3 separate regions of the Homo sapiens genome follow, and regions 2 and 3 are each linked to region 1. The links are chromatin contacts, found by Hi-C or POLR2A ChIA-PET in ENCODE. All regions are on one chromosome and are shown on one strand. The core of a region is the stretch at or near the end of the contact, and the rest is flanking DNA. Distances in the headings are between cores, read along the strand shown. Region 1 holds the start of SPNS2-AS1 (SPNS2 antisense RNA 1). Region 2 holds the start of GLTPD2 (glycolipid transfer protein domain containing 2). Region 3 overlaps ANKFY1 (ankyrin repeat and FYVE domain containing 1).

Region 1 (3,916 bases), core at 1-2,500:
AGGGGGGCGGGGGGGGTGCCTCGTGCTGTGTCACCCGTTGGCTATGCCATGACTCACTGTGGCCGAAAGCTTCACCAGATGCACCTGCCTGTGGACGTGGGGTCCGGAAAAGCCTCTAGCGGGGAGTGAGCTCCAGCCCTCGGGGATGATGCCAGAGCCTGGGGCAGCTCCAGCCCTGCCACAGCTTCACTGCCTGTTCGTAATGGGTCACGTCCGTGCCCTGGGACTTGTCTGTGAAACACAGGGAATGATTAACTGGTTTCCGAGGGTTTGTCCAGTTCTAACATTCTGTCCTCTGCACTTTATACAGGATTTTAATTTCGATTTTAATTCCCCAAACAGGTGAATGGGGGAGGGAAGGGGGAGATCGTCACAGAGCCACAGCACCTCTAAGGAGGGGTGAAACCGTGATGGGATGTCAGGAACACAGAAGCACCCCAACCACTCTCCATAGGAGGCAGACCCCCGCCCCGTCCCACCAAGGGGAGGTGACCACCCGTGGATTTCCAGACTGAATCCCATCCTGCCATCTGCCCCCAGATACAGAAATGGAGGCCCAGAGAGTGGGTGTCATGTTCAGGATCATGCCACACACCAGGGCAGAGCTGAGCTAGGACCCAGCCTCCTGTCTGCCACTGGGGGCTTTGTACCCTCTCTAGCACATACCTGGAAGTCTGAAGCTTGGAGATGTGGTCCCTCAGGAGGGAAAGCCCCTTCTGAATATCCTGTTTCTGTTGGGCCCCAATCACAGCCCTTGCTCTCCCCGCCAGGGGCTGCGGGCCACTCTGTGGGGCAAGGGTAGGGTCCGGGTGCCCACACAGGAATGGGCCCGGGGTAGGTTGGGGGCTGGATCTGGGTTGCCCTGGGGAGGTGGGAGACACAGCCCACCATGACTGGTGGAGGTCTAGGTTCTGGGCCCTCCCTGAACTGGTTAAATCCGGGCGTGTGAGTATCGGAGGAGCCACCGGCTCTCCAACTGGCGCCCCTGACTTTAGCCATCTGAGACTCCTCTCTCCAGTTCTCCCAGATACGCTAGGCTCAAGCCCTCAGCCCGGCTCCCAGAGCCTCCGCCGGGAGTCCACGCCCGAGGCAGGGGTTGGGTGAAGGGTACTGAGTAGGTGCTGGGAGCCCCGTCACCAGCACCCTGCTCCCAGCTCCGTAGCCAGAGCAAACCCTCTCCCGCTCCCCGCGGGCGTTCGCGGCCGGTCGGCCCCGGCGTGACTGCGCCCCCATTGGCAGGAGGGGCTCTGCCGCCCGGGCCCCCAGTCCCCGGGCCCCCCACCCCCAGGGCAGCACGTGCGGGGCGGGGCTGTGGCCCGAGCCCGGAGCTGATTGGGCGCGGGCCTGGTGGGCGGGGCCGGGCCGCAGCTGTCAGAGCCGCGGCGGCGAACGAGGCGCAGCGAGCTGAGCGGTGGCAGCGCCGCAGCCGGGGCCGGAGCGCAGGAGCCGACGGGGCCCGACCAGGATGGTGCAGTGGCGGCTCCGCGGCGCACGCACGCGCTGAGCGGGCCCAGCCTGGGCCCCGCGCCCCCCGCGCCCCCCGCCGCCCCGATCCGGGCCGGCATGATGTGCCTGGAATGCGCCTCGGCGGCGGCGGGCGGCGCGGAGGAGGAGGAGGCGGACGCGGAGCGGCGGCGCCGGCGCCGGGGGGCGCAGCGAGGGGCTGGCGGTAGCGGTTGCTGCGGGGCGCGGGGCGCGGGCGGCGCTGGAGTCTCGGCCGCGGGCGATGAGGTGCAGACGCTGTCGGGCAGCGTAAGGCGGGCCCCGACCGGACCCCCCGGCACCCCCGGCACCCCCGGCTGCGCAGCTACTGCAAAGGGCCCCGGCGCTCAGCAGCCCAAACCGGCCAGCTTGGGCCGCGGGCGGGGGGCAGCCGCCGCCATCCTCAGCTTGGGCAACGTGCTCAACTACCTGGACAGGTACACCGTGGCAGGTGAGCGAGTGCCCCACCCAGCCCGAGGACCAAGACCCCACCCCATCCCACCACCCGCCTCGAGGGAGGTACCCCAGAGAGCTTTTGGTCTCAGGCCTGCTATCTCCAGGCCCTACGTGAGGTCCCTACGGACCCTCTGCTCAGGCACAACTGGGCAAGGGATGCCTCCGTGCACCACGGGTACAATCCAGCTCCCCGCTCATACACACCCGGGGCCAAGGGATAGAGGAGTCCCCACCCCTGGAGCAGCCCGCGCGTCCTCTCCAGCCCTTGACGGCCCATCCGTTGTCCTCCTCTCCAAGAGTCTCCTCTGCGTCTCTCTGTCTCCTTGTCTCTGCGCCCCCTCCGACCCCAGCTGCCGGTTCCCGGGCCTCCTTCCCTTCCCTTCCCCCAGCCCAGGTCGTCTGTCCGTCCATGGCCCGTCAGTTCCTTCCTTTCTCCGCCGCCTCCACCCCCCTGCGTGCGTGCGGCGAGTGCGCGCGCCCCTTGCGGGTGTGCGCTAGGGAGACCGGGTGTGTGTGCGCGTGGCGGCGCGGTTGTGTGTGAGCGCGTGGCTGACAAAGGCTCCGGGCTGCGGGGAGCGGAGGGAGGGGCGGGGCGGGTCCGCGGCGCCTGGGGACCCAGGCTGCGGTTTGCAGCTGGCCCTGTACAGAGGCCTGGAGACGCCTCCCCCTGCTCTATGGTGCTTGGGGTGTAGGGTAGGGCGCAGGCCTCTGGAGCTAGAGACGTGGAGCCTCATCCTCAGGGAGCATCTCTGGGAATCAGCCTTGGGGACGGGATTGGGATCGATAGAACAACTGGGTTCTAGCCCCAGCTTTGCTCCTAATGTGCTTGGTGTGTGACCTTGGGCCAGTCTCAGCGTGTGTTTAGGTCTGTTTGCCCGTTTGTGAGTTGATTGATCATTGGGCCTTTGGGGGACGCACGTGGTTCTGGAATTGCCTTCTGCTGGCTCCCTTCCCCAGCAATTAGGGGTGGGTCTAGGGGTAAGAATTTGCCCTAGACTGAGCTGCTACTGGTTGGGAATGGTGGAGCTTTGAGAGGGAAGGACTTTGGCCAGACTGGCATAGGAAGGGGCTCCCTGCAGGAGGAGAGCAGTACTGTGTGCCTGGCATGCTGGCCCAGAACCTGCGTAACTATAGCTTAGTAAAATCTGGAGCTATCAAACACACACACAACAGAGAGAGAGAGGAGATAGGAGAGAGGGAAGGATTTATTTTTGGACAGACTCTAAAGAGAACTTTGCGGCAATTGAGGGAAGAGAGCCCGGGCATAAACCACATGCCACCTGGTGCCTTCTCTGGGCCTCAGTCTCCCCGTCTGTTGAATGGAGTTTTGTGTCAAATGGAAGGGAAGAATTCTGATGGGAGGGCAGAGGCTTCCCCCTCCCCCCATTCCTGCTTTCAACCCCCCTTGGCTCTCTGTCCTTCCGCTGGAGGAAATTGGAAGTGGGTACCAGTGGCATCAGTTTCTGGGTCGAGCTATCCCAAAGAGAAACTTACTTTGGTCTAGAGAGCAGGAATATTGAGCACCTCCCAAAAACGCCAGCCGCTGTCACGCATGCACCATGCTGCCGGGGACCTGGGAGCATAAGCGCCATCCTTTGGGGGAGAAATCAGAGAATACCTGGGACCTGTAGTCAGTTCACAAAAGGCTTCTGTACACAGATAGGGGGACCAATGTCCCTGTACAGCCCCCGTTCAAGATGGCCAGGAAAGTGACTGGCAAAGCTGGTGTTAGCTCTAACAGTAAGGCTCTGCCTGGGAGGAGGTCTTCCCACCCTTTCTCAGCTGAAGAAGGAATGGTACTACTTCTGGCACTGTAGCGCTCTCCAACTTGTTTTTTTTCTGGCCCCAGACCACCCCCTTTGACGTTCTTAGGGGAACTGCCTCTGCCAGGGGCAGAGCCAGAGAGGGTGGGATCAGGGAGGGCTGGCACTTATCTGCTCCCACTTCTACTCAGGTCTCTGAGTCAGATTGTCAGCAT
Region 2 (4,083 bases), core at 904-3,403, 290 kb after region 1:
TGACGGGATGGGGCAAGAGCAACCCAGAGACCTCCAGGATGTGAGGGGACATCAGAGTGAGGATAGGACAAGAATCCTCGAACTGGAGAAGCTGAGAAAACTCCTGTCAGCTCAGAAGTCTCTTCCTCCTCTGAGAGGTCTTCTGAGAGCTCAGGGCCCTAACACCTTGAGAATCCGGGACACTCCTCCCTACCTTAGAAGAAGACATATACAAACAGAAATAATTCTTTTTTATTTTTATTTTTTGAGTCGAAGTCTCACTCTGTCGCCCAGTGGCGGCATCGCAGTGGCGCGATCTCGGCTCACTGCTACCTCCACCTCCTGGGTTCAAGCGATTCTCCTGCCTCAGCCTCCCGAGTAGCTGGGACTACAGGCGCGCGCCAAGACGCCGCCCCGCTAATTTTTGTATTTTTAGTAGAGACCGGGTTTCACCGTGTTGGCCAGGATGGTCTCTATCTCTTGACCTTGTGATCCGCCTGCCTCGGCCTCCCAAAGTGCTGGGATTACAGGCATGAGCCACCGCGCCCGGTCCAACAGGAATAACTCTAAGAAGTTTGGGGACAGGAGACTAAGAACCCCTAAGAAAAGATCATGCTGTTTCTTCCATTGCTTTCTGTATCCTTATATCCTTTCCTGGAATGCCTTTCCCCCTGTGACCACCAGATGGACTCCTAATTTGCAAAACAAAAAGCGAGAAAATCTGGCTAAGTATGTTTTTTGTTTGTTTGTTTGTTTGTTTGTTTTGAGACGAAGTCTCACTCTGTTGCCCAGGTTGGAGTGCAGTGACGCCATCTCGGCTCACTGCAACCTCTGCCTCCCGGGTTCAAGCGATTCTCTTCCCTTAACCTCCCGAGTAGCTGGGATTATAGGCGTTCGCCACCACGCCCGGCTAATTTGTATATTTTTAGTAGAGACGGGGTGTTGCCATGTTAGCCAGGCTGACCTCAGGTGATCCGCCCACCTCGGCCTCCCAAAGTGCTGGGATTACAGGCGTGAGCCACCGTGCCTGGCCTAAAAATGCCTGGCTAAATTTGTTAGGGGCCACAACCCCAGATTTACCTGCCCCTCATACACACTCCTTTGTTTATTCAATACCTATTTAGCAATAATATGTTTTGGCTTAAGCAATATTCCACTTGCTGTAAGCAAGAATAACAAGGCCCCTGTCATCAGAGGTCACATTCCAGTGGGGGAGACAGAGGATAAATTCTCCCCCAGTGGACCTTGAGCTCTGTGAAGGCACTTTTGTATTCTTGAAGCCTAGTACGTGCGGAAGTACTTAATAAAAGTTGGTGCAATGAATGATTGAAGAGCCAATCTGGAGTTTTGAAAATTAAACCACAAAAATGCAAAAGGATAAAGCCTGACGTACGTATATGATTGCAAGAGGTCATGTATCCAGGTCAAGACAAAGTCCCCTGGGAATAAGATAGAGAATTTAGAAGTGGGTGTTCCCGGCTGGGCGCGGTGGTTTACGCCTGTAATCCCAGCACTTTGGGAGGCCAAGTTGGGCGGATCACAAGGTCAGGAGTTCGAGACCAGCCTGTCCAGTATGGTGAAACCCTGTCTCTACTAAAAATGTAAAAATTAGCCGGCACTTTCCAGCCTGGGCGACAGAGCGAGACTTTGTCTCAAAAAACAAAAAAACAAAAAACAAACAAAAAAAAAAAGAGAGCGAGAGAGAAGTGGGTGTTCCCTGGATCCCAGAGCCGGACAATGCTTGAACTTAATAAGATTTATAGGGCAATTGTGGTCAGCTTTTCCATTTAGTGTTTTCACATACGTTATCATTTAATCCTCACATGAGGCTTGCAAAGTACCTATTATTATCCTCAATTTACAGTGGAGGGAACTCAAGCCCAGAGTGAATTTAGGGCCCACACCACTGCTCAGTAGGGGAGCTGTTCTGGGCCCTGCCTCTCTTCCCAATACTCAGAGTGCCTCTTGCTACAGCTGGCCCTACAGGGAAGGGAAATGCACTGATCTGTCACTGCTGTCGAATCCCCCAAATTCCCTTCACCCAGTTCCTCGCACCCAGGGTAGCTGCCCTTTGGGGCGAAGGGCACAGGGGAAGGGGCCTTAGTAGGTTAATTATTAATCCTTTGCGCCTCAGGGCACCACGGGCTTCTGTCCCCTCCTGGAGGCGGAGGGACACGGACTGGCTAGGCGCTGGTGAGGGGGCGGCGGTCCCAGCAGCAGGCATGGGAGTGGCGGCGCGGCCCCCAGCCCTGCGGCACTGGTTCAGCCACTCAATTCCTCTCGCTATCTTCGCGCTGCTGCTGCTTTATCTCAGTGTTCGGAGCCTAGGTGAGCTGCCCCTTCCCTCACTTGCTCCGGGAGGAAGCCCGGAATCCAGGCCCTCACGACTCAAGCCTCTTTCTCGAGCCCTCACCGCTCCGCTTCTCCTCTACCCAGGCGCCCGCTCGGGCTGCGGACCCAGGGCGCAGCCCTGCGTTCCAGGGGAAACGGCGCCCTTCCAGGTACGCTAGGCGCAGGATTGGGCGCGGGCGCTCCAGGAGGGACCAGAACAGGGGGACGTGGAGCCAGGCTGAGGGTCCGGCAAAGGGCGGGTCCTCCCCCGGTCTACCCTCTCCCGTCGGAAGCTGAGCGCACAGCAGAAGAGCCGCCAGCTAAACCTTCGGAACAATTTCTTCAGGGCAGAATCTGCTCCCACCTCTTCCCATCGTGTCTCCCCACCAGGTCCGGCAGGAGTCGGGAACCCTGGAGGCCCCGGAGAGGAAACAGCCTCCGTGTCTGGGCCCTCGGGGGATGCTGGGCCGCATGATGAGGCGGTTCCACGCCAGTCTGAAACCCGAAGGGGATGTGGGGCTGTCGCCGTACCTGGCGGGATGGAGGGCACTCGTCGAGTGAGTGGCCTCCCGCCCCCCAGCCGGTCCCCGCCTCCTTGGCGGCTCCATCTCCATTCTCTCAAATCGTCTCGCCCGCAGGTTCCTGACTCCCCTCGGCTCCGTCTTCGCCTTCGCCACTAGGGAGGCCTTCACCAAGGTGACAGACCTGGAGGCTCGGGTGCACGGCCCGGACGCGGAGCACTACTGGTCGCTGGTGGCCATGGCGGCGTGGGAGCGGAGGGCGGGACTGCTGGAGCAGCCGGGGGCGGCCCCCCGGGACCCGACCCGGAGCTCGGGCTCTCGCACGCTGCTCCTGCTGCACCGCGCGCTGCGCTGGTCCCAGCTCTGCCTCCACCGGGTGGCGACCGGCGCGCTGGGAGGCCCGGACGCGGGCGTGCAGTGCAGCGACGCCTACCGTGCGGCCCTGGGTCCGCATCACCCCTGGCTGGTCCGACAGACCGCCCGCCTCGCCTTCCTCGCCTTCCCGGGTCGCCGCCGCCTGCTGGAGCTGGCGTGTCCCGGAGCCACCGAGGCGGAGGCGCGGGCCGCGCTGGTCCGGGCCGCCGGCACCTTGGAGGATGTCTACAACCGCACCCAGAGCCTGCTGGCCGAGCGCGGCCTGCTCCAGCTGGCCTAAGACGGCGGCTGCGGGGACCGGCGGGAACGGAGCGGACCGCCCGGGGTGGGGCCGCGCAGCCCGGGGTCAGTCCTGCAGCCCGCGCCGCGGCCGCCTCCGTATCCCGCCTCTTCCGTGACGTCGCCGCGGCGAGGGCCGCCCCCGGCAGGGAATGGCGTTGAGCTCCCTCTGTCCGCAGTCTCGGAAAGACGGGAGGAGCTGTGAGGAATAAAAAAGCAATATTTGGCAGCGTCGACGTAGGGCGTTTTGTGTGATGACGACAGGCGCTTAAGGGAAATAAAAAACGAAGGTGAGAAGATGTGTCATCTCTGTTCTCGGCAGCCGAGAGACTCACGCTCCCCCGGCCTATCGTAGTCACTCCCGTGGCTTCGGTTGCCAAACACACGCTGAGTCTCCAGCCCAGACTTGTCCCTGAGCTTCACCCCTGTGCAGCCAAGTGACTCCACGGCCACTCCCACAATGAACATGAAAGATCTTGCCATTTCATACACTGATAACTTCCAAATCACAACTTCAATCCACTTTCTCCTGGACTCCAGAATCCTACATATACGATTGCCTATTCGGTATTTCCACTTGGATGTCACCTAGGCATAG
Region 3 (3,980 bases), core at 109-2,608, 340 kb before region 1:
TATATCCACATGACTCAGCTCTGTACCCCTATAATCCACATGACTCAGCGCCGTACCCCTATATCCACGACTCAGCTCCGTACCCCTATATCCACATGACTCAGCTCCGTACCCCTATAATCCACATGACTCAGCTCCGTACCCCTATATCCACGACCCAGCTCCGTACCCCTATAATCCACATGACTCAGCTCCGTACCCCTGTATCCACATGACTCAGCGCCGTACCCCTGTATCCACGACTCGGCTCCATACCCCGATATCCACGACTCGGCTCTGTGCCCCTATATCCACAACTCAGCGCTGTACCCCTACATTCACGCAACTCAGCTCCGTACCCCTATAATCCACTTTACTCAGTGCCGTACCCCTATAATCCACATTACTCAGCGCTGTACCCCTATATCTACATGACTCAGAGCCTTACCCCATATCCATGTGACTCAGCTCCTCACCCCTATATCCACGTGACTCAGCACCATGCCCCTATAATCCACTTTACTCAGCGCTGTACCCCTATATCCACCGCACCTAGCGTGTGGGAAGTTCGTGCAGAGTTGTTTCTTTTTTTGAGACAGGGTCTTACTCTGTTGCCCAGGCTGGAGTGCAGTGGCGTGATCATAGCTCACTGCAGCCTTGACCTCCCGGGCTCAAAAAGATTCTGCCACTTCAGCCTCCCGAGTAGCTGGGATGATGGGCACGTACCAGCATGCCCGGCTAGTTTTTTATTTTTGTAGAGATGGGGTTTTACCTTGTTGCCCAGCCTGGTCTCCAACTCCTGGGCTCAAGCAATCTGCCCACCTCGGCCTCCCAAAGTGCTGGGATTACAGGCGTGAGCCACCGCACTTTTTGGAGATAAGGCAATAAAGGCACATAGAACTTAAGTCACTGAGCATGGACCTGAGCCTAGAACTCAAAGCTCTGGATGCCTGATTCGGTGCCATTTTCACTCCTCCATATTTCTGTATGTCTCTGCCCTCCCTGGGGCAGGACCAGGAGCAGACAGAAAGAAGAGCTGAAATTAGGATTTTCTTCTGAGTTCTAGGCAGTCCCTGAGCTCAGTGCTGAGACTTCTCTATTAACCAGAAACAGCCCCCAACTCCATGCTAACTGGAAACTAGTTACTGCCCATGATTTAGTCCTCCTTAGTCATTCAGCAAATAACTTACCAAGAACCTACTATGTGCCAGGCATCACGTTAGGGTTGGGTGGTCGAGGAAGCAAGGCTTCCGACCTCAGGGGGCTTATAGTATGGTGGAATAAACCCAGTAGAGCAGCCAGAGGCTGTCCTTGCGGTAGGAATGCAGGGAGAGTGTGAGGGCCAGGTCCCAAGATGTTCTGATCCTTCAAAAAACAAACAAACAAAAAGGAGCATTAGTCATTCCAGCCAGCTGCGGGCTCTGGCCGTGCCTAGAGGGTACCTGATCTCTGACTGATGCAAGAGCCCTGCGTGCAGGCTCCAGGACAGACTTGGCTGGCTTCAGCAGCCTGCTCTGTTCCTTGCTCAGTTGAGAATTCATTTCCTTTTTGATACTTACCTTATGGTACTTACCTTCCTACTTAATCTGGTAACACATCTCTCATGTCAGGGCAAAGGATTCAGCAAAGAATTAGGTTCAGCAAGAGTAGGTTGTCATTTTAATGGCCTGAAGGGCTCAGCCATGAGAAGCTGGTAATTACTGGAGAAATGCCTGGCCTTTCCCTCTCCAGTACAGGTGGCCCTGGGCAAAACCATGGGGGAGGAAGGGCAAGGCCCTGATGGAAGCCACAGATAAGCTCAGCTTAGGCTGAGCATGCAGTTAGACTTGCTGGCAGAAGGAAGGGAAGGAGAAAACATACATATTGGGCAACTATGCTGGGCCAGGCCTTGTTCTCATTTAATCTCTATGCCTGCCTTGAGAAGTTCCCATTTTATGGCCCAGAAAAGGGGCATAAATATCTCCCCACCTCTTCTAATAGTTACATCAACCGTCGGGTGACAGAGCTGGGCTTTGTGATGCGAGTCTGATCTCTGCCACACCAGTGAGCACAGTGTCAAGGCAAAGCCTTTGCAGCTGCACTCCACTCCAACATTGTGAAGGAGGCCGGGCGCTTATAATCCCAGCACTTTGGGAGCCCAAGGTGGGCGGATCTCTTGAAGCCAGGAGTTCGATGGAGGCCAGCCCGGCCAACATGGTGAAACCCCATCTCTACTAAAATACAAAAATTAGCTGGGTGTGGTGGTACGCATCTGCAGTCCTAGCTACTGGGGAGGTGGAGGCTGCAGTGAGCCGAGATCACACCACTGCACTCCAGCCTGGGCGACAGAGAGAGACTCTCCCAAAACAAACAAACAAAACCCAAAAATAAAGAAGTCATCTTGAAAGAAGTTTCAACATTTGCCTTTTCATTCTGAGATTACAGTTTTCTATAAACATCTAAGAGTGAAGAGTCTGACGTTTTTTGGTCACAGCTGAGCCACTGCGTGACCCCCGCCCCGCCCCACACTCACTTTGCTCTAGGCAAAGCTGTACTCTGAAAGCTGGCCCCAATGGGGAGGTTAGGACTGTGCCTGCTCAGAAGTCTGTGGGTGCCTCAGAGAAGGGCAACAACCCTAGGCTGGACCCTAGCCTTGAGAGTACTTCCTACTGCCAGAGCCCCCAGATTTCTTCCGGTGGCAGCAGATACTGCCAGAAGAGCCTGCGGTGCACACACCAGAATCCGGGTACTTGGATGAGAAGGACACATTACTGATCACCTTCCTCCAGGCAACCCTGTCAGTTAAGGACTACAGTCCCGCCCCCATTATGTAGATAGGGAAACAGAGGCAAAGAAGTTAGGAAACTCGCCCAGAACTCTCAGCTCATGAATAAAAAAGCAGAACTAAAACCCAGTGCTCTCCCTGGCTGGGCAAACGTGTGGAAGTTGATGTGCCTGGTTACTGTTTGTGCTTCGCTTATCATAACCAGTGACAGCGTGGTTAGCACTGTTCGCCTCAAGGGCAGCTGTGAGGATTACTTGGGATTGTCCTGTGGAAACACTTCACATGCATATTAACTAGGAGAAAAGCCACTGGAGAATGAGCTTTATGAGCTCTATCAATCACCACAGCTAGTCTGACCTAGGGGTAAGCAAAATGGAAGACAGGAAAAAGGGAATACATTTGCTCAGGACAGCGTGAGGGCCACGTGAGCTGCTTGATTGGTAGTGATTTGTACAGGGGCTTTATGGATCACTAGGTTTTAATTTGCAAGGCCTGAAACTGTCCTTAGCATTCTCTGAAACCCACAGTGCCAGTCGCCCTTCACGCCTCGGCCAGCAGAAAGCTCCTCATGAGTGGATCCTCTTGAGAACTTCAGAGGGGTCAGGTGACGGTGACTGAGACTGCCTCAGTGATCACGCTCGGTGCTATGAGCTGAAATCTGGGCCAAGGGCACAGTAAGTTCAGGCAGCTAGTATGTTTAAAATAACTACTTTTCGGGAGCTAAGCCATGAGGACGTAAAGGCATTAAGAATGATACAGTGGACTTTGGGGGCTCAGGGGAAAGGGTTGGGGTGAGGGATAAAAGGGTCCAGTGTACACTGCTTGGGTGATGGGTGCCCCAAAATCCTGGAAATCACCGCTAAAGAACCTCACGTAACCAAACACCACCTGAACCCCAAAAACCTACTGAAACTTTTAAAAATTAAAAATACATACATAAAATAGCTACTTTTACTGCTGTCAACAGCATGTTCCTGAAAAATGTTGGAATTCAAACTTTCTGGAGGGCAGCTGGTCAAGAAACTTATTCACGTCAGGAGTTTTCTAAAATTTGTTTTTAATGCTTATTGGTACTTCTGCATTAGAAGTAACTACAAATGTCTTATTAAAGTTTCCACTTTAAATGCACAATTTTACTTCATTTTATTATAAGGAATTGTTACAGAAAATGCAAATATCAGTATTTGAAAAATACATTCCATTACACAGACTCCAAAGAAACAATGCTGATAAGCGC

The links. A loop is a pair of places that touch in the nucleus more often than their neighbours do. ChIA-PET counts read pairs that join two places held with the same protein, here RNA polymerase II (POLR2A). Pooled maps may share reads with other maps.
Region 2: a pooled map shows a loop between it and region 1 (2.9-fold over the local background). The contact joins the promoter of GLTPD2 here to the promoter of SPNS2-AS1 in region 1. A Hi-C loop is called at or near these places in 1 of 50 pooled maps.
Region 3: POLR2A ChIA-PET joins it to region 1 with 11 read pairs in PC-9. The contact joins the enhancer-like site here to the promoter of SPNS2-AS1 in region 1. POLR2A ChIA-PET finds 5 or more read pairs at or near these places in 2 of 52 experiments (PC-9 and naive thymus-derived CD8-positive, alpha-beta T cell).

Annotation. Positions count from the first base shown.
Region 1 is chr17:4,497,485-4,501,400 of GRCh38, forward strand. SPNS2-AS1 (SPNS2 antisense RNA 1) reads right to left here and starts at 1,251. Exons shown (of 3, transcript XR_001752763.2): 1 at 667-1,251; 2 at 58-231. It overlaps SPNS2 (SPNS lysolipid transporter 2, sphingosine-1-phosphate), which reads left to right and starts at 1,397. Exons shown (of 13, transcript NM_001124758.3): 1 at 1,397-1,933. The coding sequence starts at 1,564. RefSeq lists silencers at 1,190-1,249, 1,260-1,409, 1,470-1,519 and enhancers at 1,561-2,196, 2,197-2,831.
Region 2 is chr17:4,786,811-4,790,893 of GRCh38, forward strand. GLTPD2 (glycolipid transfer protein domain containing 2) reads left to right here and starts at 2,154. Exons shown (of 4, transcript NM_001014985.3): 1 at 2,154-2,307; 2 at 2,416-2,480; 3 at 2,701-2,867; 4 at 2,949-3,779. The coding sequence starts at 2,202. The coding sequence ends at 3,486. RefSeq lists a silencer at 2,961-3,610 and an enhancer at 3,841-3,920.
Region 3 is chr17:4,160,038-4,164,017 of GRCh38, forward strand. ANKFY1 (ankyrin repeat and FYVE domain containing 1) reads right to left here. Exons shown (of 25, transcript NM_001330063.2): 25 at 3,784-3,980. Among named protein-coding and RNA genes, the nearest start is that of CYB5D2, 19 kb to the left of the region's middle. Within about 2 kb of position 1,359, at least 14 of the 41 ENCODE cell types and tissues checked have a DNase peak (open chromatin) inside an H3K27ac peak, as active enhancers do; they include PC-9, where a contact is called at or near this core.